Regions from separate parts of the Homo sapiens genome. Here region 2 is linked to region 1. Evidence: chromatin loops called from intact Hi-C (ENCODE). Cell type or tissue: endothelial cell of umbilical vein. All regions are shown on one strand. Links, peaks and the distances in the headings refer to the core of each region. The heading gives the core; the rest is flanking DNA.

Region 1 (12,317 bases), core at 2,655-10,654:
CGGAGTCTCGCTCTGTGACCCAGGCTGGAGTGCAGTGGTGCGATCTCCGCTCACTGCAAGCTCTGCCTTCCGGGTTCACGCCATTCTCCTGCCTCAGCCTCCTGAGTAGCTGGGACTACAGGTGCCCGCCACCACGCCCGGCTAATTTTTTTGTATTTTTAGTAGAGACAGTGTTTCACCGTGTTAGCCAGGATGGTCTCGATCTCCTGACCTCGTGATCCGCCCACCTCGGCCTCCCAAAGTGCTGGGATTACAGGCGTGAGCCACCGCGCCCGGCCGATTAACTTTATCTTAATAAGATAAAATGTCGTGAACTTGTATGTGATCAATTAATGTAAGTTATTATTATTATTATCATTATTATTATTAGAGGGGGAGCCAGAGAATGAGGAGCCCAGTTTATGATGAGAATTAGAACAAGGCTCTGCCACCATGCTGACCGCAGCAGGGGGCGCCTTCTTCCCCCTGCTGCTCAGGGAGGGAGTGCCAGCCAAGTTTCACCCATGTGACCACACTTCCATCCAAAACAATTTGAATTAATTTTGTGCATGAAATTTGGTGGGATGCAATGCCAAATGTTTAACTGAAATCAAGATGCAAACTTCCCTTCATTTACTCATTTTGTAAATGCTGTCAAAAATAAAATAAAAGCCATTAAGCTTGTCTGGCAACATTTGTCCTTTGTGCACCACGCTATTCGTCGTCACTGCCTCCCTTATCCTCTGTCTGCATGCCCCCCTCCTGCTCTCCTATATTTGTTCTGGTATATTTACAGTCCCTGGGCAGGCCCAGCACACTGTCAGCTCTACTGACTTTGCCAAGTCTAAGATCCCTTTTAGGGACTTATTTTATTTAAAGAGCACCCCATTAATGGGTTTAATGGCCTTTCAATCACTTAGTATGCATTGTCAATGAGGGAGAATCGATTTTCTGAGAATTCCTGTTCTGGGAGGAAAATAAACAGCCCTTCCTTCCCATTGCAATTTGGCCAATGAGCAGATGATGTAGAACTCAGCTCTATCCCAGACTCACAGAGCTTTTCTTGCAGCGGGCCTGCGAGTGTGCAGGCTCACCCAGCACCACACTGAGTAAAACTCACTCCTTTCTTTCTGTGTTGCTGTCTCCTTTTAAATTGTGACTTGCCAGGTTGTGGGGACACCCCGCATATGCTGCAAATGAACTTTGAATGAGCTCGACTGTTGCTCTCACAAGACTCACTTCTGGGTTTGTGCCACCCTCTTTGGTCAAGAATCAAACCATTACCCATGGAGATGTATTAGATCCTTCTGGTTCACAGTAATGGGTGGGAAAGAATGGCTGGCATTCCGAGACTCCCCCTACCTCATACACCCATCCCAGACATGAACATTTTTTGGAACACCATGGTCTTGAGTTCCAGAACCTTGAAGAAGTGATCAAACACATATCCTCTCTCTGAGGTAACCTCTAATTCCATCAATATCTGTTGATGACCTCCTCTGTAAAAGACATTATTCTTGGCACCATGAGAGATGCATTCAGGGGACACATGAAGGGTAAAGGCAGTCTCAGACAAAACACAGGGTTGTCTCCTCCAAGTTAGGATCTCTATTAGGTGGTGTTCAGCAAAACTCTCTCCCCCTCCTGTTCTTCCCACCCCTTCCCTCCTCCCCACTCTCTTCAACCCTTTCCCAATAATCCTGCACTAACCCTGCCGCCCGCCCACCATTCTCAATACCAACAGCTACATTTTATGGGCACTGACCGTGTGTCAGAGTTCCTGTCTGAGCACTTGACAAGCACGGTGGTCCTCACCACAACTCCGCAGAAGGGCTATTGTCATTGCGATCCCTATTTCACAGAGAAGGAAGCCGCATTGGAGGGAGGTCAGATCATTTACTGGAAAACCAGGTCCGTCTTACTTGACCTTTTCTCTTAAACTTTATGCTGACTTTGTCCTTTTCTTGCTCTTTTGGATGTATTTGGCTCTCCAGGGAGCCCTCACCAGCAGGTACCCACTACCCTAAGGTATGCGAAGCAAATTTGTTTATATCCAGCTATTTATAATAATAACAGTAATAGCTAGCACCTATGAAGGGCCCATCCTGTGCCAAATGCTTCATAGATTTTTTTTTTTTTTTTTTTACTTAATGCTCACAAAACCACCCCCAAGAAATGGAGAAAAGGACACCATGAGGTTAAGTGACTTGCTCAAGGTCTCACAATTATTCAGTAATAATAATGGTGAAATTGCTAGCATTGATTGAAGGCTTATATGTCAAGCACTGGGCTAAGGTTTTTATATCTATGTATTTTTAACTTCTAACAAGGTAAGTATTATTATTTAGAGCTTACAGATGAGGAAACTGAGGCTCAGAGATTTAAAGTAACTTGCCCAAGGTTATCCAGCCTGTAAGTGGTAGAGCCAGCATTTAAAACCAGGCAGGTTGATGCTTGTGCTTGTAATAACATGGACATGGTCACACCCCAAAGCCCATGTTATTCATATTGCACTGAAGCTACTTCTGTCCTCCCTCCCTTAAAGCCCCTCAGAAAATGGCCCATGAGTTTCCCCAAAGCAATAGTTGAACAGAAACCAGGGAGATTTCAGGTTTTGCAGCAGGGCTGTCTCTTAACAAGCTCCTGCCCTGCACTGGAATTGCATTTGCATTTGTCCTTCTGCAGTAGTTTCCAATTCCCAAGCAGAACACAATTTAACTGTAAAATTTGCCTTAACTAGGCAGCTGTCTGCTGCAGTCAGGCACCAGGCTCAGGTGCGACTCCCTGTAGGCTCTCCTGAATCAGTGTGCCAGCCTCTGTAAAGCAATGTAAAGTCACCTTCGAGAAATTAGATGCCACTTGGAAGAGGCGTATGCTGCCATGCCCATTTGTTGTCAGTTTGGAACAGTGCAGGGGGTGCCAATCATGACTCAATTACTCCCAGGATTTCTATCCTGAAAGCTTCTCTGTCATTTATGAGAACTGGCACAGGGCAGACTACCAACTGTCCTGAACCAGGGCTGTTTCTTGGGACAGCGTCTTGGAGGGGAAAGGTTATAGATTTACTTGGCTTCCCTTCACCACAATGTCAAGAGGACATCAAAACAAGGGATCCCGGCTGGGCACAGTGTTCACACCTATAATCTCAACACTTTGGGAGGCCTAGGCAGGAGGATCATTTGAGGCCAGGAGTTCAAGACCAGCCTGGGCAACATAGCAAGATTCTATTAAAGTAGCATCATTGTCTAGGTTAAATACCCAAGGTTTGTTGTCTCACGCCAAGGGAATCGAGGATGCAGACACACAAGAAGTGAGTTTAAGAGCAGAGGTTTAATAGGCGAAAGAAAGAGAAAAGAGAAAAGCTCTCTCTCCTGCAGAGACAGGAGGCACCTGAGTGGGTCTTCCGGTTTTGTGGTAAAATGCACAGGGTTTTATAGATGAGCTTGAGGAGGCAGTGTCTGATTTACACAGGGCTCAAGAGATTGGTCAGACCAAGTGTGACACTTGCGTAGTGCACGAAGAGGCCAGCCATCCCACCCTAATCTTTTATTATACAGATGGGGTCTCTACCTGGCTGGTGCCATGTTGCCTGCTCCTTACTGTACACTTGGTTGACAAAGAAAAGGGAAGCTAGAGCCACCATGTTGAACATTCCTGGCCCCCAGGTAGCCTTTTCCTATTGGCAGAGCTGCCAGCATTTACTGGTGCAAGCTTCCAGCTTGCTTATCTATGTCTGCAGCTTGAGGTTACAGGCTGCTCTTTGTTAGAAAAGAAATGATTTGAGGGCTGCTAGTCATTAAAAGGAAAACATTACTGAGGACTTCCTAACCCTTTCTATCTGCCTAAACAATTTCTTTTTAACTTCTATATCACTATCTCTACCAAAAAAAAAAAAAAAGACAAAAAAAATGAGAGATCCCAACATCCCACCATCCAATAGTTTGGGGATACAAATGCTATTCAGCAAATATCATCTGAGCTTCTACTATATTTACGACATTATGCTAGGGGGTACAAAGGTCAATCAAAAGCACAATCTCATCCTGACACGACCCCACAATTTAGGCACCTTAGAAAGGTCTAACCAATGAAACTCAAAGACATCTGCTTAGAGGCTTTAATTGAAACAGAGGAAGCAGACGAGACTATTGGAAGAAAGACTATACAAAATAGGAAATAAGAGAAAAACACCCAGAAGTGAACTTCTGCAGAGACCTAAATCTGTGGGGCAGAGGAAGTGGCAAAGATGTCCTAGAAAAGGAGAAAGGGAAAAGGGTGACAGCACAAAATCCCAGGAAGTACAGGGTGACACAGGAAAGAAACATGTCCATAGTGTCCAGAGCAACAGAGACGATGATCCAGGAGAAAAGGCCGGGGACGCAGCTACAGGGAGGGCGCTGACAGCCCTCAGGCAACAGTGTTGGGAAAAGGCGACCAGCAGCTGGCCCAAGGTCAAGGAGACAGGTAGCTGGTGATAGTACTCTTTTAAAACGTTTACTAATGAAAGGAAGGAGGGGTTGAGGTCGGTAAGGTGATTGGGGAGCAGGCCTAAGGCATGTGTTTTGAAGGAAGGGGCGATCCAAACATGCTTGCAGGTCCCGGAAAGGAGAGCTGGAAGATCCAAGGGGAGCATGCGTTCCTGATAGAGCGAGACTTTAGGGCAGCAGGAGGGACCAAGGGCACAGGGAGATGAACTCACAATGGAAGTAGAGAGATTCTTCAGAGACAGGAGCTCAGAACAGGCAAAGAGCTGGAGATGGAGAAGAGGATGCGAAGGAACTTACAGCGGGTGCCCTTGACTTTGCCATAATTTCAAAAATGATCTCCAAAAGAGTGATTGTCCTGTCACCATCATGTGGGGACTGCCCTAAAACGATCGTCTTCTGAAAGATGCTAAAGGAAATGGGGAAAGAGTCACTATATCCATTTTTCATCAAGCTAATTTTCATCTTTTTCTTTCTCATTGGTTATCTTAAAAATTACATTTGTCGTTGCAGTTGATTTCATTCCTCACCCTTCCCGCCCTTAGGACTGTCTTATAACCTTTACCTTCAGGATTTGCTTCCTATCATTACCATCAGCTCCAGAGCCCGCAGGGGCTGGTTATCCAGTCTGAAGATCACCTGGGTCTTTCTCTTCCTATCCCTGACTCCCTGCACCTTAGCCATTCCACTGCTCAGCCTTCCCTCCACCAGAGATGCGCAGTGGAAGCACAAAAAGCTAAAACTAAAACTAGTCCATTTCATTACTTATTTGGGCATCTACCCAAGTATTTTGAAGCTATTAGCTCAAATGAGCTTGGGGGTCCACAGTTATTTCATTCTCCCTGAACGGAACCACCACCCATGATTACTCCTAGTCAGAAAGACAGAAATGTCTAGGTGAGAAAAGAAGACATGCCGAGTGCCAGTCCCACTGGCAGAGGTCTAAATGAATATACCTCTTGCTTTTGACCATCTCCTTGCCCTTTACTCTGCATCTCACTTTCTCATCAGGGATGCCTAATTTGAAATTCCAGATGCAGCATTTTCAGGTTGGAAGCACTAAGCGTTGGTGTTGCCAATATTAACGGATCAGTGGTTCTTGCGGTCCCTGAAATGTGATTCTCAGAGTATTCATTGGCATTATGGTTAGGACAGCCTCTGATGCTTCAGATTCTCCCTGTCTCATTGACAGTGGAGCACAGGACATGATCTAATGGTGCCTGTTTTCTGTGACTTCTCACTCAACTTTGAGAGGTGTGTATTTTTAAAAGGTTCCAATAGGTTGTGATATTGTACTATAGGTTTGTGAGATGTTACCACTGGGGGAAGGTGAGTAAAAAGTATACGGGATATCTCTGTATTATTTCTTACAACTCTATATACATTTATAAGTACCTCAAAATAAAAAGTGTAATTTTAAAAGTCTCCTGGCGAAGGTAGAAATGAAGTGTTATTGTTCTCAATGCGTATAGAACTTCTATTTGGAACGATGAAAACATTCTGGAGAGCTGTTGTACAATAATGTGAATATACTTAACACTGCTGAACTACACTCAAAAACGGCTGAGATGATCAATTTTATGCTATGTGTTTTTTATTACAGTTAAAATTTTTAAAAATATATTTTTAAGGCTTCAAGGTCTTGCTATGAGAAGAACAACTAAACCTAACAATGATTTTTCATATACTCAACACAGCCACTAAAATGGCTACAATTTAAAAGACTGACCACACCAAATGTTGGCAAGGATGTGAAGGAAGTGGAACTCCCATATGCTGCTGGTGAGATATACAACCACTGTGGAAAACAGCTTGGCAATTTCTTATAAAATTATACATACACTTACAATATGATCCAGAAATTCCACTTGCAGGTATTTATTCAGGAGAAATGAAAACATATGTCTGCAAATAAGACTTGAACTTGGCACCTTTATTCAAAACAGCCCCAAACTGGAAATAGCCCAAATGTTCAACTGGTCAATGGATAAACAAATGATGATATATACAATGAAATACCACAGTGCGATACAATGCTAAAAACTACTGATAAATACAACATGAATGAATTTCGAAAACATTATGCTAAGTGAAAAAAATTTAGACATAGGAGCATATATTGTGCAATTCCATGTATTTGAAATCTGAACACAGACAACACTCGTCTATATGACGGGGAGCAGACCTGTGGTTGCCTGGGGCATGGGGAATCAAGAGTGGGGACTGACTACAAAAATCACAAAGGAACTTTTTGGGTTGATAGAAATATTTGATATCCTGATTGCGATAGTGATGGTTACTTAGGTGTATGTGTCTGTATATGCATTAGTCTGTTTTCATACTGCTATAAAGAACTGTCCGAGACTGGGTAATTTATAAAGGAAAGAGGTTTAATTGACTCACAGTTCCGCAGGACTGGGGAGGCCTCAGGAAACTTTCAATCGTGTAAGAAAGCGAAGGGGAAGCAAGACCCCTTCTTCACATGGTGGCAGGAAGGAAAATTAACGCAGGAAGAACTAGTAAACACATAAACCATCAGATCTCGTGAGAACTCACTCACTATCACGAGAACAACATCGGGGAAACTGCCCCCATGATTCAATTACTTCCACCTGGTCTCTCTCTTGACACGTGGGGATTATGATGATTATGGGGATTATAATTCAAGATGAGATTTTGGGTGGGGACACAGCCAAGCCATATCAGTATGTTTTATTTTTTTTTAATTATACCTCAGTCAAATTGATTGAGAAGAAAGAGAAGTCTCCAAGAGTCTCTAACCGATCAGAAAAATAAAATAAAGCCTAGCTAAGATTTTTTTATTCTCAATAGTTTAACTTCTTAAATGCATCTTCAAAAATTATCAGGTACCTGAGTCAACAGACTGTCTTAGATCTGCCAGTAGAGGGAACTCTTTCTCAAATCTCAAGGGGCCCAGAATAGCCAAAACATCCAGAAAAATGAAGAACAAAGTTGAAGGTCTCACACTTCCTGATTTCAAAACTTGCTATAAAGCTACCGTAATCAAAACAGAGTGGTCCTGGCATAAAGACAGACTCATAGACCAATGAAATCAGAAATAAACCTTAATATATAGGGTCAAATGATTTTCAACTAGGATGCCAAGACCACTCAATGGAGAAAAGACAGTCTTTTTTTCAATAAATAGTGCTGGGAAAACTGGATATCCACATGCAAAAGGATGAAGTTGTACCATTACCTTACATCATAAACAAAAATTAACTCAAAGTCATCAATGACCTAAACATAAGAGCTAAAACTATAAAACTCTTAGAAGAAAGGGGCAAAATTTCATGACATTGAATTTTGCAATGATTTCTTGGAATTAACACCAAAACACAGGCAATACAAGAAAAAATAGGTAAACTAGACTTCATCAAAATTAAAATATTTTGTGCATGAAAGGACATAGTCAAGGCAACACACAGAATAGGAAAAAAAATCAAATTATCTATTTGGTAAAGGATTAATATCCAGAATAAAGAACTCCCACAACCCAGCAACAACCTCCATTTAAAAATGGGCAAAGAACAATGGTTCCCAGAGGCTAAGGGGAAGCGGGAATGAGGAGTTATTGTTTAATGAGTAGAGTTTCAGTTTGGGATGACGAAGAAGGCTGGAGGTGGATGGTGTTGATGGTTGCATGACAGTGTGAATGTATTCAATGCCACAATGTATTCAACGCCACTTACACTTAAAAATAGTAAAATAGTAAATTTTATGTTACATATATTTTACCACAGTAAAAAACCTAAAAAAAATAAAATTAATTAGAAACATGAAACAGAGTACTTATTATGTGCCACTTTTCACATATTACTTGAGTTGATCCTCTCAACAATCCTATGAAGCAGTCACTTTTATCATCATCCCCATTTTATGGATGAGAAATGGAGGCTCAGAGAGGTCAAGTGCTTTGCCTTTGGAAATGAAGACAACGAGTGGTAGAGCCCAGAAAGTCAGGCTCCGGGCTCAGTCCCTGTAACCTGTACCCCACACATCTTCCTTGCTGGCTAGCAGATGATGAACATGACCTGTGTTTGGGTGGGGTGAGGCAAATCAAGGAGAGGCTGGGACCAGGCCTCCTCCCAGCCACTGGCCTTAATTGCAGGCTTTTGACTCAGCACTTATGCCGAACAGATCAGGTGTGCCCTGTGCCAGGGCCTTCTGACTTTTACTGCTGGTGGCAGAGCATGTGAAAGAGGTGTAGCCCCAGACACCTTCACTGTCAACACAAAGGGACTCATGGTCGGCCTCCCTAATGGGAAGGAAGAGGTTTCTTTAAACATTCTCCAAGAAAAGGCCTGAGGGATCATGTGCCCTTCCAAGATGTCTGGTGATTACCTGATCCCTCATTCAGCTACAAATCCATTGAAGTTTAAAGAAAAATGTAATAAGTAATTCTGTAGGGTGAATCATTCACTAAAATACCTGCACAATCTGGATTTGGGGAAAATTCTTGGATTGGAGATTTGAAAATGTTAATGTTTTACCAATGTGTATGGTGGTTTTCCATATATTATTTATTATTAGTATCCTGGTTTTTGATATAATAGTATATTGAATTAATCAGTATTAATTCACAGTATTATGCCTTTAATATATTAATATATTTTTATTTTCTGTAATCTTTCTCTCTTTCTGGCTGTAAAAGAGAATAGTGTCAACACAAGGGCTCTATATTATTAATTTTTTTTTTTTTGAGATGAAGTCTGGTTCTGTCACCTAGGCTGGAGTGCAGTGGCATGATCTGGGCTCAAAGCAACCTCCACCTCTCAGGTTCAAGTGATTCTCTTGCCTCAGCCTCCCGAGCAGCTGGGATTACAGGCACCCACCACCATGCCTGGCTAATTTTTTGTATTTTTAGTAGAGATGGGGTTTCACCATGTTTGTCAGGGCGTTCTCAAACTCCTGACCTCAAGGGATCCACCCGCCTTGGCCTCTCAAAGTGCTGGGATTACAGGTGTGAGCCACTGTGCCCAGTATTATTAATATTTATTGAGAGCTTACTACATGCAAGCTCTTTACATGTATTAGTTCATTCTCACACCACCATTTTTACCTAACCTCTATGTGTTTATGAGAAAACACATAGAGCCTAAATAACCTATCCAATATCAAGCAGCAAGTATGGGGACAGCTGAGGGTCCCACCCTGCTGTCTGGTCCAGATCCTTGCTGTAAGCCAGCCTCATGACCTCAGGACATCCCCTCTTCACTCTTTGGGGCCCCTTTTCCTTATCTGTGAAATGAGAGAATTGGATCAGACATGTAAGATTTTCTTCCAGCTCAAATATGTCTATTTCCTTATTTCTGCACGCAAATGATCCTCCACCAGGCCCTCCCAGGTGTATCCACCAGCACTCCCCTGCTGGATTCTGGGTGCCATCCACGCCATGGACCTGGGAAAGAGAGTTGGGCCTGGCTGAAACTGACCGTGCCCCAGAGCAGGGGCCTGAATTGCAGGCCTTTGACTCAGCACTCGCTTACGCCGGACAGATCACGTGTCCTGGTGCTAGGTCCTTCTCCCGACTTTTACTGCTGGTGGCAGAGCACTTGAAAGAGTGCTATCATTCTTTTGTCTGCCCCAAACAGCCTTTACTCTTCAACTGCACTCACCCCTCTACCTACCTAAATATTTCAACTGTCTTAACAAAATCTACCCACCCTCTGAAATGACCCAATTAAAGAAAGCAACGGATAAAATACTCAAGTTGATATTCTCATTACACTTCCCTCTTTCATCTCCTGGAATCACAGAATTTCTTCTCACTTGTGAATTTCCTAACAAGTCTAGGCAGTGGTGTGCTGGTAAATGTTTAACACTTAGTTCCCGGGAAAAAAGAAAGCTCTCTAATATGAATCATTTTCTCAGTTATTTAGTTTAAATATTCCCACCATGGCTGATGTCAAGCTACCAAGGCAAAGTCACTGAACACAAAGTTGAAAAGAGACGCAAGTAGGAGCTGGTGCCAGCATACCACTGAGTCTGTTTCATAGAATTACGTCCTCTGAAAGCCTATAGCCTAAAGCATTGCTCATTCATTTGTTCTTTAATTCATTCAATGAACTTCTTAAAAATAATAGGAATTGAACTGATACTTATTAAAATAGTTATTACAAATCAAAAGCCCTATTGGGCTTATTAGAAAGCATTATTTTTCCAGTACTTCCCCCAGAGGTTCCTTAGAACAAGAGAGGTGGAAGGGTGGTTCTTCTACTTTCAAATAATTGACTTACCCAAATTAGATGAGATTATTTTCTTCTCTTGGATTAGCAATTCTCATTAACATCCTAAACATTGGGGAAGGTGACATCAGAATATTCTGCTTTGACTGATATAAAGTCCAACCTGCTTTATTGTTGAAAGTTTACAAACCCAATGCAAAAAAACAGTCACTTCTGGAAAATGCTTACCTAGACATATGCTTGCTATAATTCTTTTTCTCTACATTGTTATATTCAAGATAGATGTGGTATGTGAAGAGTATGAACTCTGGAGCCTGAATGCCTGGATTCTAATCACAGTTCCACCACTTAGTAGCTATGTGATCTTGGGCAAATTACTTAACCTCTCCATGTTTCAGTTTTCTCACTATAAAACAGGATTCATAATAACAGTAGTAGCTGTTGTGAGAGCTGAGTAAATATACATACATATATTTGTATGTTTGTATATAGCATATAGAAAATTCCATGTAACTGTTAGCAGTTATGTGTCATCAGACATGATCAGCGTTTCTCAAATGTTGTCTAGGCATCTTTCTAACAAGACGGTGCAGTCCTTGAAGTCTTTCTGCAGTCCCTCCACAGTGCCTAGCGTATAGCATGACTTTAGTAAATTCCTATTGAATAAATAAAGTAATTAATTTATTAAATGCAACTGATCAATGCAAAACATCCTTGCCACAAAATATCCTTGCCACAAAAAATAAACCATCTGCTCTGTTATCAGGATCTTAGGCACACTTTATGTCTCCATAACCCCTCCAAATGTAGGGAAGGTGATCAAGAATAAGGGCATGGCTGGGCACAGCGGCTCACGCCTGTAATCCCAGCACTTTGGGAGGCTGAGATGGGTGGATCTCTTGAAGCCAGGAGTTCAACACCAGCCTGGTCAACATGGTGAAACCCCATCTCTACCAAAAAATACAAAAATTAGCCAGGCATGGTGGTGCACGCCTGTGGTCCCACTACTCGGGAGGCTGAGGAACAAAAATCTCTTGAACCCGGGAGGCAGAGATCATGCCATTGTATTCCAGCCTGGGTGACAGAGTGAGACCCTGTCTCAAAAAAAAAAAAAAAAAAAGAAAGAAAGAAAGAAAAAGAATAAGGGCATGGAGTAATTTTCAGAGCTGTTAACATGTATTTATGTTCAAGAATGTTTATTTTATATAAGCAAGAAAAAATGAAAGCAACCTAAATGTTCATCAACAAGGAAAAGGTAATAAATTTTGATGTAACCATTAGATATTTATGTTTTCAGGAAGTATTTATTAACATGAAAAAAGTCCTAATTGTAATAAGTGAAAAAGCAGCATTTAGAGTTGTATAAACAATATAATACCAGTGTCCATTCTTTAAAAATGTGTTTGCATGAAGACAGAAATAAAGAGACTTACAATAAATATACCACAATCATTAATAGCTGTCTCTGGTTGGTGGGATTTTGGGTCATTTTTAAATTTTTTTTCTTCTTGATATATTTCTGTATTTTCTAGTTTTCCCTAAAATGATAAACAGAAAAGAATTGCTGTTAAGTAAAGGAATTGCTGTTAAAATAGAGACACTAATTCCAACTTTGGAATTACGTATCCACCCTGTCTGATGTTAT
Region 2 (12,317 bases), core at 1,408-9,407, 120 kb after region 1:
TCAAAAAATATAAAATACAGTTCTGTTATAAACCCTGCAGGCTGACTCCAACCCACAGACACATTTTATCTTCCCCTCTCCAAATGCGGCACAGTTCTACACAGCATTTCAGGAGTTTTGAATGTCAACGTGCTTAGAGGGCACCACTGCGTCCTCCCTCCCTGGTGGCCTTGCACAAGGCCTCCTTACACATTTATCCTGAGGCCTGTGATCTGCCCATAGACTGGACTTAATGGGAGCGTGAGGCATGTGGACAAAATGGTTTTCTAAAAAGAGTGGTTAATCCTCGTCATGGATTACCAAAGAAGGTCATAGACCTTAGAAATATTCTTAGAAATAAGGTTGGTTTTCACACAGTGGCTTTGGGGTGAGGTCCCCTGAAGGTCAGGGGATAAACTTGGTAGGTAGATCAACAAAGAGGAAAACAAAAATTGGATGCAAGCTGGTGTTCATTACTACTAAACAAAATCAGGAGTTTCAGGAAAACCTTTTACAGGGTTAGACTGCAGGCTTGTCTCTGATCACCACTGTGACAGCCAGTGTGCCCACCTGCTCCCACCCTCCACTCTCCCTCCCCTCCTCCACTCCCCTACCTCTCCCTCCCCCTACCTCCACCCCCTCTGCCCCAATGCCCCCCACCCCAGACTCCTCAGGAGAATCCCATCTTTGTCAGACTAGTTCCTAAGCTATGGCTGCAAAAGTTGGAATTCGAGTGGGGAGGAGCCGAGAGGGCCAGGGACTGCCGTGTCAGATTTACTCTGAGAGCTACTGGGAGAACAGTGAGGAACAGATCTGGAGGGTTAAAGAAAAGGGGGAGAAAGACAAGAGCCAGTGTGGGCTGGGTCTGGAAAATCAGAAAGAGGCTAAAGTTGTCAGGAGTTTGAAAGAAGCTGAAGAGGAATGGGATAGAGAGAGATACGTTGTTATGTGCTGCATAGTAACATCTCAGTCAACAACAGACTGCATGTGCGACTGTTGTCCCATGAGTATCATGGAGCTGCCCTCTACAGGTGTACCATTTTTTATCTTTTATACAGTATTTTAAATGTACCTTTTCTATGTTTAGACCACATATATTCACCATTGTGTTACAACTGCCTGCAGCGTTCAGTACAGTAACATGCTATAGAGGTTTGTAGCCTAAGAGCACTAGGCTGTAGCCAGAGTGTTTAGTAGGCTATGCCGTCTAGGTTTGTGTAAGTAAATTCTGTGATGTTCACACAACAAAATTGCGTAACGACACATTTCTCAGAACATGTCCCCATTGTTAAGCAATGCATGACTGTATATGGTCCCCAACTTAGGGTGGTTTGACTCATGACTTTTTGACTTACAATGACATGATAGCAATATACATTCAGTAGAAATAGTACATCAAGTTCACATACAACCATGCTGTTTCTCACTTTCAGTATCGTATTCAATAAATTACATGAGGTATTCAACACAAGATTATAAAATAGACTTTGTGTTAGATGTTCTTGCCCAACTGTAGGCTAAAGTAAATGTTCTGAATATGTTTAAGGTAAGCTAAGCTAGGATGTTCAGTAGGTCAGATATATTGAATGCATTTTTGATTTACAATATTTTCAACTTACCATAGATGTATTGGAACATAGCCCTATCATAAGTCAAGGAGCATCTGGTAGGGTGAGAAGAGAGAGTGAAAGAAACAGAGGCTTTTAAGTTTGAGAGGCCAGGCAAGGTGGCTCACGCCTGTAATCCCAGCACGATTGCCTGAGCTCAGGAGTTTGAGACCAGCCTTGGCAACATGGCAAAACCCTGTCTCTGCCAAAAATATAAAAAAAATTAGCCAGATGTGGTGGTGTACACCGGCAGTCCCAGCCACTCGGGAGGCTGAGGTGGGAGGATGGCTTGAGACTGGGAGGTTGAGGCTGCAGTGAACCATGATTGTGCCACTGCCCTCCAGCCTGGGCAACAGAGCAAGACCCTGTCTCAAAAATAAATAAACAAACAAACAAACAAACTGAGTACCATACTCCCTGCCTTTCTGTAGAACCTGTTCTCTGAAGGGGAATCGTTCTCATTTAATGATATCCCATGTTCCTTGCACCCTGGCCTCAAGAACACCTAGTGTGAATGCAAGTGCCCCTTAATCATTTTCAGAAGGACTCCAAAGTACTATAGATTCAAGGGATCACTGTTCACCCTTTCTTTTTTGAATCAGTTTAGGAAAACTGTGCACAGTACCCCTACACAGAGATGCATACACACACACACACACACACACACACACACTCTTAGAGATTCACAGTGTATGTTTTTTCTTGAGGGTCTTGCTGTGTTGCCCAGACTGGAGTGCAGTGCCATGATCACGGCTCACTGCAGCCTTGACCTCCCAGGCTCGGGCGATCCTCCCACCTCATCCCTCCAAGTAGCTGGGAACTTAGGCATGTGCCACCACACCCGGCTAATTTTTGTATTTTTTTTTTCTGTAGAGATGGGTTTTTGCCACCTTGCCCAGGCTGGTCTCAAACTCCTAACCTCCAGCAATCCACCTGCCTCGGCCTCCCAGAGTGCTAGGATTATAGGTGTGAGCCACCGTGCTGACCTCACAGTGAATATTACCATATGAAAGTCACTGAGAAGTCCTGCAGAAAAATTAATATTAAACTTTATTTAGCCCAATGTGTCCAAAATGTAACTGGCCATGGAAACCTCCATCCTGTTTTTTTTTTAACTTATTAGCATTTAGTAAACTTATTAGCATTCCTCAGAACTAGCGCTGTAGGGAACACCTTTAGGACATTCTGTATCCAGTCTTTTTATTGTACTGATGAGGAAATTGACATCCAGAGAGGTTGGGAACTGCCTTTGGGTACGTGCCAGCCACAGAGCCAGAACCTGATTCACCAGACATCCTTCCAAATCAACACTCTCTCCGGTAAATCACACTTCAGTATGTCTATTCCATACCTCTAATATATAAACAGTACACACAGCACATGAGTTGATAGCCTTGTAACTGCCAACTTACAAATCACCCTTTAAAAAAATACAAAGAAATCACTAGGTGAGAGCTGAGATCATGTATACAAACTTGAAGTGTGTTTATATACACTATTAATCGCCCTTGTCATGGTTTATACTAGTTATCCAAGTCTTGCTGGTATCAATTGTTTATCCTCATTGCCTTCTCACTGAAATAATACTACCAATAACAAATACTAGCTCCCTCTTTGCTCTCAATGTGAAGGATAACATTAATATATTGATGCAAATTTCTAGCATTTATCTTTATGCATTCATTTAAATAGAGCCAAAACTAAAGAAATCACTTGTTAACAAGATAATCAAAAACAAATCTTTATACTGAGCACTTCATTGATAGATCAAATCCCATTATCACTAACTAAAAGGAAAATTCTTTACTTTGGAATTTGGTTGAATTTAAGACAATTTTCAAAAAAGAAAAATAAGAATGAAGAGGGGGGCATGGAAATCTTTGTTTTTGCAAGAGTTATAACTATTTGTCATATTAAAAAGTAAATTACGTTTGACTGTAAACTTGAAAAGGTAGGTAACATACAAATTTTTTTTAAAAAATCATATTTTGAGAGCAGTCAGTACCCAACTTTAAAGAGCATTTATGAATAATAACATATTAGGAAAGATCAATTGGGATTTCTGTCTAAAAAGTTAAATATTCAGTGCCTGTGATCTGTATTTGTTACCTAAGGCTTCTTTATCAGCAGAAGAAGGCAAATGATACCCTGCAAATGTTTCCAGCATGCAACTTTGCTTATCTCCCTGTATTAATGATCTGTATGGCAGCTGTTATATTAACCTTATCACATAGTACAGCAATAAGGGAAAACTATTGTGAAGGAAGAAAAAAAAACCATTTTGTTTAATCTCTGGGAGCTTTTTTGAACCTAGCAATTTTCTGATTGTCAAGGGTGGAAAAAAAATGAAAGTTAAACTTTTACTGAGTTTATTTACAATCTCAAAGAAGAAACTGGACATTTCCAAATGGGTGATTCAGTAAACATCATAAAATTTGAAGAGGACACAGATTAAATTATCAACTAAACGCTCATTATGTGAATTCTGGGTTTCATGGGGTCCACTAGGGAGCTCCCACCAGGAGTCAGGAAGTGGCTCCTGAGAAAGGCAGTCTCTCCTTCAGGGCTCTGAACCGCTCATTTATGAATATGACATTACCAAAAAAACTCCCATTTGCCCCTCGTAAGACTTCTACCTCTTTCTTCATACAGTCTCTATGTGCACACAGATGAAATTCAGAGGCTCTGTCTTTTAATCCCTCTTTAACTTGGATAATATCAAACCTGACCCTGACACCATTCTACCTTCTCTTCTCTCAAGGTGTTGAGAAATCACCTAACTCTATGATTGCAATTAATGTTTGGTTCAGCTACAAATGCTTGAGCTCAACCCACGTACTAGCAGAATGAACACAAGCCCCTTCCACTCCCCCAACTAGGTAATATGCTTTTTCCTTTTTTTTTTTCTTTCATTATCCCTTTAATACAGAGCAGGGCTACTGATTAGCAAGAGGCAGTTTGACTCCAGCAATAGGTCTTCTTCACTAAGCCTCACTGTCATGGAAATTCCAGCTGCTACAAGAATAAGAGGCTCAATCCATATTTGCCAGCTCTAATATGAAATCTGTCAGAGCCCAAATTAATGAGTTCCAAATTCCTTACATCACGATAACAGGTTAAGACTGGTCAATTAATTACATAAATCCTTCCCGATTCATTGTGCGTTTGCAGCCCAGATTGTGTCTTACATTACTCCATGACACAAGGCCTTTTGGCTCCTGTTGTTCCGCAGAAAGGCCCCATTTAAGTGGAGGCTGCCTGCCACGGCAAAATGTTAAATGTCACACGTTAAATTTGCACTTTTCTGTAATTTCTTTTGTTTAAAAAAAAATTAAACGAAAGCACAGGGCTCCCAGTACACCGCTATGCAGAGAGCTGGGATTGTACTGCACGGATCCCAGGGCAGGTCAGCACCTGTGTTTTACCTCTAAAACAGGTTTTAGAGCACATGCTCCCCAGTACCGGGTCCTCTATAAGCAGTGGAACCCAGAACGTGCATATTTGTGAAAATAAGCCAAGTTTCCCTAAGATCTAAGATTCTTGTCTTTATGAAAGGATTAAAATAGGATTCTCTACATAGCCGGCTTCTCTTGTCTACCAGTAAAAATATGGGGTATCTTAAACCGTGCTGATCTAATCATCTTTCAGAAGCGTGTGCATATTATATTTGCATAGGCCTTTGCCTTAAAAAAAAAACAAAGGTATTCCAGATGGCTTTGCTATTTGTATTTGTCACTGTAACACACCTACAGAGAGTGGTCTGATTGAGGACCTCATAATCATCCAGGCCAAATCTTTTCCTTTTTATAACATCACAATGTGCCTGGAATCACAGCTAGTTAAAACTCGACCTGGATGTGTGACCTCCAGATTCCTAGCGTGGTCCCTCCACCCCATTACATGTCTCTGGACTTGTATGCACGTAGCTGCTGGGTACCGAATGAGACCGGTTCTGGTTGTGTTTCCTGAACCATCTTATTGCAGGCTAGGGGTTCTGCGAATACACGAGCGACCAAATGATGCTCTTAAGTACAACCGACACCTACGTAGGGAACAGGTTCTTTCTACTTGGGAGCCCTAACACCACTCCACTACGCGGGCAGCTCGCCAGACCCAACCAAGGGCGCGTTCTGCAGTGGGCGGCTGCAGCCTCCGCACTGGCCCGGCAGCGCCCCCTTCTGTCCTCCGGCGGCCTGGCACCTGATGTGTCACAGGCCGCGCGCTTTTTCCGGGTACTAGAACACAGTCCCGCTTACAGGGCCTCAGCCTAAAGCGGGTGGAAAACTTGTATCACCCCCCTACACACACACACACACACACACACACACACACACACACACACACACAGCCCAGTCCTACCACCAGGCGCGACCGTCCCCTCCCTCTCCAGACGGAAGGGGCCAGGTTAACGCAGCCGCGCGCCCGCCGGGCAGGTTAGGTTCTCGGGGGCCTAGAAGGGAAAGGGGTTAACTAATGTGTGCGATGCGTGTGCAGATGACAAAATTTAGGGCACGTAGAGTTTGCCCGGCCCCACCGCGTCCGCTCGCGGGGACCCTCGGGGGCCGGGCCCCATGGGGCCGGGGCAGCACGGTGTAGCCCCTCCTCCGGCCGGGCGCGAGCGTCTGCAGAACAAAGCCTGGAGTCCAGCCCCGGCCCCGGCGCGGCCGCCCCTCAACCAACCCCCAGGCGGCAAGGCCCTCTCCACGCGCGCTCTCCAGCCTGGCGGGGCCCTGGAAGCCGGGACACGCGGAGGCCGGGAGGGTCATCGGCGTTTAAGGCAGCCTCCCACACCAAGTGCACCGCCCGGATCCCCTCTGCACGAGGGCTTTCTGCTTATTGCTCTTTTCCCCAGCAGCCAGAATCGTCACCGTAGCGCGGGAAGGGGCCTCGCGGGCCGTCTGCAGCAGGTGCGGCCGGGAGCCGCAGGCCCGCGCGGTAAATCGCTGTCTCTTTGCGGTCGTTGTTCCCATTCACCGCCCGCCGCCCCCCGCCCCACCACGGTTCTTTTTTTTCTTTCCGCCGCGCAGTTGCCATGGGTTACCAGGGCGGTTGCCATGGGTTACCGGACCGAGGCCGGCTGGCTCGCTACCTGCAGCCCAGTCGCCGCCGCCAGCGGAGCGGCCCGGGCGGGACGCGGCGGGAGCGCGCGTGTGCGGGACGCAGCGCGGGGGATGCGCGCGGGCCGCGGAGGCGCCGCAACCAACAGGCGGCCGAGGGTGCAGCCGCGGGAGCGCCACCGCCAGTGGGGTGGGGGGCAAAGCTATAAAGAAGGCCCAGAGGTAAGAAACTAGCAAAAACACAACCACAAGTTATGCCCGTGCTGTGCCTCTAGCAGCAAAGACAAGCGGTGTGGGGTTGGATGAATCTACACTTCTCGTCGGGGGAGAAAGGGTATTTTCCTCTTTAGCATAAGCCATTTACATAGTGTCTTTAGACCAGAGTTTAAATTCAGCAGGAAATTGTAGCTTAATGGTTTTTTTTCTCTTTTCCTCTATATCTTTTGAAAAGAAGTCTTTGGAATTTTGGAGAAAGAGAAAGGGTCATTAACTACCAGAGTTTGCGCAGCTAAAATAAATTAGTGTCCAATGCACTGCTCATGATCTAGAAAAGTTTGCAGTAGGAGTGAAGCGCAATTGTGTCTGCTAAAAAGGGACAATGGTGACTCGTTTGTAAGATGCATATGGCAAAGAATAGAACCAAAGTCCTTTGTATATATAGCAAATGTTAAAGAAATTGTTGCTTATTTACATCCTTCTGAAATTTTTGAACTCCACTCTATTAAAATTATTAATTTCTTATGACCTTTATTTGCAAAGAAAATTCTATGCTTTGAATGTCAAATTGCAGTAACTAATTTCAGACAGTATTTTGTATTTGAAAATGTGTTTATATATAATAAACTAAGAAAAGGTCTATATTCCAAACAAAAACACAAAATTGTACTGAAATTGTTTCCTTCATTGAAAAGATGTTGCCTTGTATTCACAGGATACCAGCTAAGTAATTTAAATATTAAGAGGAAGACTATTTAGAAACAGAATAAGCTTTGTTATTTTCGTTTAAAATGTTAAGGGGCCTCTAATGAAAAGGGGTTGTCTTTTATAGCTCAAATACTGAAAACCTTATTGGTATCACAGTAGCTCAATAATAATGAATCCTTAAGGCATCCAACAAATACAAACCAAATTCAAAACAACGTCCAGTTTACTGTTGGATATAACGGTTATTGTGGCCAGGCTAAATGAAGTTGTTTAACTTCTTAATTGTCATAAAAGAAACTTTGTTCTTTTACTTTATACTGCATATCACTTGTTTGTATTTAATTATTCAATAAAATGTGGACTAGGTTTGAAAAACTGGCAAGATACTTCATATCTTAAGGAATAGTATCTGCTTAAAAATAAATACTTGTTTGTCCCTAGTAATTTTTAAAACTTGAAATTTTAACTAGAATTAAGTAACTTTCTTCTAAGTGAGACTTTATAAGAAGCCGAAGTAACAGGTTGTTGACGTTCAGTGCTGTTGACACCTTTGGGTTATATATAAATCTAGTTCTACAACAAAACACGTAAGTTGGCTTTATAGGTGAATAGTTTACCCTTTAAGAATCAGCCAGGGAAAATGCAGTTTTGCTGTATTGTAATCATAAAGAATCCAGGATTAGAATTCTTTACATTTAAGTCACATTAAAAATAGTGTTAAATAAACATCTATTCAAGTTAGCTACATCAGTAATTATTTTCTTTTTCCTAAAGAAAGCTTTATAAAAAATATGCCAGAGAAAAATAAGAGACAAAGCAAGAAAACCACTGGGAACTGAAGTTCATCTAAATATCTCAGCTGCAAGAAATCAGTTTTAAGAAGCCAGTGTGTGGACATTGAAACAACTAAACCAAGGCTAAAAGCCTCAAATATGTACAACTATAGCTAATATTAAACCATGTTTTACCAAATTTCCTCATAAAAAATAAAAAACACTGAGTTTGGGTCTAAGGCAGAATATATTCTCTTGTATAAAATAAGTGATCCGGCAAAGTTGATTTTTTTTCACGTTTAATGTAAAAATGATCTCGTGACATTTACATACTAAGTATTAGGCATTACATAATATTAATTTTGATGGCTATGTTACATCATCTAAAAATAATATGACAATTGGTGGCATAGTATGTGTTTTTCAAAACTGCTGTAAAACAGAAATAGTGTGAACTCAAATACATATTGCTGAAGGGATGAGGATCGCTCTTAAATGCCTGGATGGCATGAACTTTACATATTAGCATGGTAAGAAATTACTAAATCTTTTCTTTTCCTGTATTAAAATAATGAGGATCTAAGACACATTAAATCAAAATATTTACAAAAATTTAATAATGTTTTAGACCAAAGAAAAAAAGGACAAATTAAAGAAATCATTCTTATTCTAAATTTAATTTTTTTAATGTTAGTTCTCAGTTTTCTTAGCTTTTTTTTCTGTTGGTTCTTTGAAACAAGCATTGTAAAGACTTTTTAATAATACAATAGCTTTTAAACTCTTAGTGAAAATGAAAAGGTTGCTTTTTGTAGTAGCCTCTGCCACTCTTCAATTAGGCTGGGTAACAAAGCAACAAGTTATCCTAGTTATCTGAAAATATCTTCCTGTTAGTTTCACAGAAATATTTTGTACCATTCAACATGGATGAAACTTGGGTAATTATCTCAAGAAAATGTTGCCTCATCTGAAATCTGAACTTCAAAATAGTTTATCTAAGATATCTTTGGGACACTAAAAAAAAAGACATTTTATGAAAATTATACCAATCTTCAAGTAGATGCTTTAAAAGGGGCTTTTTAAAAATGAATAATTATTTCTGAAATTAGCAAGTCGACATCCTTTTCTAAATTATGGGAATATTTATTGGTAAAATTAAATTTATTAATCTTTATAAAATCCTTCCTCTGATTTAAGTAATAAGTAACCACCACTGATACTGAAAGTTATCTAGTGATAAGAAATTGCACATTTAGTCAAAAAATAAATCATTAACCTGATTATACAATGATAATGAAAACAAATTATTTGTCTCCAGAAACCATTTGTTGAAGCTGATTTTGGATAATGAAAATGTATTTCTGAATCTATATATTACAGTTATAAGTAATATTACTAGCACTATCTATGTTTTTTCTAAGATGTAAACATTATTTTAATATGTCTCTATTCATAAGATACATTTCCATCTAAGCGTGAAACAGAATACTGGAAAGGTTAAATACTCTTAAAATATTTCAGTCTAACACCCAAAAGCATAGTGTTTTGCCAGTGCAGGGGAGGTATCCACAAAATATCAGGCACATATCTGAGAGAGGCAGTCTGGTCTACACTGTTACTCTTCATAGGGTTTAACAACATATACACCGTGTTTATGGTAACACTGCCCCACTGATACAAGAAGGAATGCTCTATCTTGATTTTAAATGCTACTTAGTTACCTATCTTTTTAAATTCAATAAAACCAACTCGGTTTTTTAAAACATGTAAGTCATTTCATTGGAGGGCAAGATCTTGTTTACCAATAATGTCTGCCTGTAAAGGATAGTATTGTATTCACAGGATTTTTAGCTTTACACAGAAGCTTACCTAAAATAAGACAACATAAAAATACCACTAATAAACAACCCAACATCTTTAAGAATTTAAATACCTAACATCATGACAGTGAGCTTTAGGTAAGAATGTATTATTATGAAGCTTTCTTCTCTATGACTGGACATAATTTGCTATTCCTAAGATAGTAACATTAGAATTATTTTTCAGGATTCCTGCGGAGCTGTATTTACTTTACATCCATGTGAACTGCTGTCATCACTACTGTGTCCAAGCCCAGAGGATGAACTGGAAAAGAAGAGAGGGGGAAAATAATAAAAAGAGGAAATTGGTTTTCACAACACACTCAAAGCCTGAGTAACAGAGGAGAACTTTAATTATCTCCAGTCACAAAGAGAGACAGGAAATTTGGACTTTTAATTAGCCATTTGGAGTGCAGTTGGGTATTTTTTTAGCTAGATAATTTAAACGCGAATAATTCAAGTCTGACTAAATGAAAGTCACATAATCAGAATGCAAATAATTGAATTTCTACTGCATTCATTAATTCAGTGTGGAGGTGTGTGTGAAGACTACTATGATGAGCTGTCACAGCTCAATAAAATCTCAGTCAATTAATTTTTTCATTATCTTAGTATTATATCAACAAAAAAGTGAAGTGTGTATATATATCTATACACGTGCATATGTGCATACTATGTATTATATAAATACATATACATTAAATCAAAATGCAAGGAAATACCTTTCTGAATCATAATCTATATCATTTTCTTTTTTTCCTTCTTCATCTTCTTCAGGGAAACGTCTATTCATTAAGGCAAACTTGTGAATTGCTTCTTCCACAGAGTACTTAGTCTGCCCAGAAACACACGCCTCAATGTCTTCTGAATTCAGATGGCTCTGTAAGAAGAGGTGAAGGCTGCTATCTGAAAGCAAAAGTGCATTCTGTAGGACTCTATATTAAAAAAAAAAGGAAAAATAATTGGTGAACAGGATGGTCAGTGATAGGGTAGAAGAAAGAAAAACATTAGAAAAGTACCACTGAAGGTAATTTCTCTACTGTGGTAAACTTTGTATCAATTATGGGCTCTGCCCATTAAGGGGAGGAAAGCATATGTTAACTTTTATTCAATTATTTGGAAATTTAGGTGGGTAAAAACATGAAGCTAATAGTTAAGAACATCTGTTAAAAGAATAACTTCAAGGACATTTCTTCAATTTACCCATCTCTTATTACCATGTGGATTAATTATGGAAATATTTTGCTTATATAGTCATAGAAAGTTATTCTACTTTAAAAAATTTACTGCCAACAGCATGTCAATTCAGTGATCTTTATGGGATAGGCTGTCATGAAACATCAAAACTTTCAACTACTATTAAAAATTATATGAAGAAAATACAATTCTCAGCATATTTTACATTTTAAAACTTTACAGTTATATACTTAAGGGCATGTTTACGACAGCTCATGAGAGAGATGGCTTTTTTTAATACTTAAGGTTAACTGTAAATTTCTCCAAAATCTTTAGGAGCACTGAATCTCTGTGTTGTCAAAATGAGCAACCAAATAAAATTGATCCCAGCCAACTTTACCATATATATAATTAAAATATGATAATTTTGTGATGAATACATACTGCTCTTCCCACATTTAAGATCAAAGTTTACAAAGACAGAACAGATTTCAACCAGGGCATCAGAACTACATGGAAGATTAAAAACTATCCTGTAGCAAAATCTACAGATGCTCAAATTCATATTAGTGAATGTGTTTTCTCTGAAATGCACATCTTAGAATATGAAATCAAATCAAAGTATACCTTTATATTTAAATAAAAACTGGTTTATCTTTTAGCAAAGATGTTGACATATGATCATTTAGTCTCTACTGATAGTTCAATAATTATGTAAGAGGAGACACTAAGACCAGATACAGGGGACAAAACTAACACACTAAAACCCAAGTAGAATTTTGTCCAACATAAGATTTTTCCGATATAACGATCTGTGAAAAATAGATCATGTATTTCAGACCAAATGAACCTTACCTTATATTCTGCTTGTTTAAACAAGTAATAAGGAAAGTAAATCTCTTTTGGCCATTAATATCAATTTAGTGAAAATCCAAGGTCATTATA

The links. Peaks named below come from ENCODE experiments on the same cell type or tissue, not always from the same donor. Only the 100,000 strongest peaks of a DNase experiment are listed, where the experiment ranks them.
Region 2: a loop joins it to region 1, with 13 times the contacts of the local background. A loop is called at or near these places in 49 of 110 quality-filtered maps.

The regions. Positions count from the first base shown.
Region 1 is chr7:26,496,007-26,508,323 of GRCh38, reverse strand. It overlaps LINC02981 (long intergenic non-protein coding RNA 2981), which reads right to left. Exons shown (of 5, transcript NR_148502.1): 4 at 12,106-12,210. Among named protein-coding and RNA genes, the nearest start is that of KIAA0087, 37 kb to the left of the region's middle. RefSeq lists an enhancer at 1-81. In endothelial cell of umbilical vein, for the core only: a CTCF peak has its summit at 7,354 (motif pointing right); DNase peaks (open chromatin) are centred at 6,243 and 7,403; H3K27me3 peaks cover 309 bases.
Region 2 is chr7:26,370,635-26,382,951 of GRCh38, reverse strand. It overlaps SNX10 (sorting nexin 10), which reads right to left. Exons shown (of 7, transcript NM_013322.3): 6 at 10,919-11,131; 7 at 8,569-10,461. The coding sequence ends at 10,380. SNX10-AS1 (SNX10 antisense RNA 1) reads left to right here. Exons shown (of 2, transcript NR_136272.1): 2 at 10,384-10,933. Among named protein-coding and RNA genes, the nearest start is that of LINC02981, 22 kb to the left of the region's middle. RefSeq lists a silencer at 6,063-6,272. In endothelial cell of umbilical vein, for the core only: a CTCF peak has its summit at 5,761 (motif pointing left); DNase peaks (open chromatin) are centred at 5,701, 6,441, 8,081, 8,571 and 3 weaker places; H3K4me3 peaks cover 3,718 bases; H3K27ac peaks cover 3,464 bases.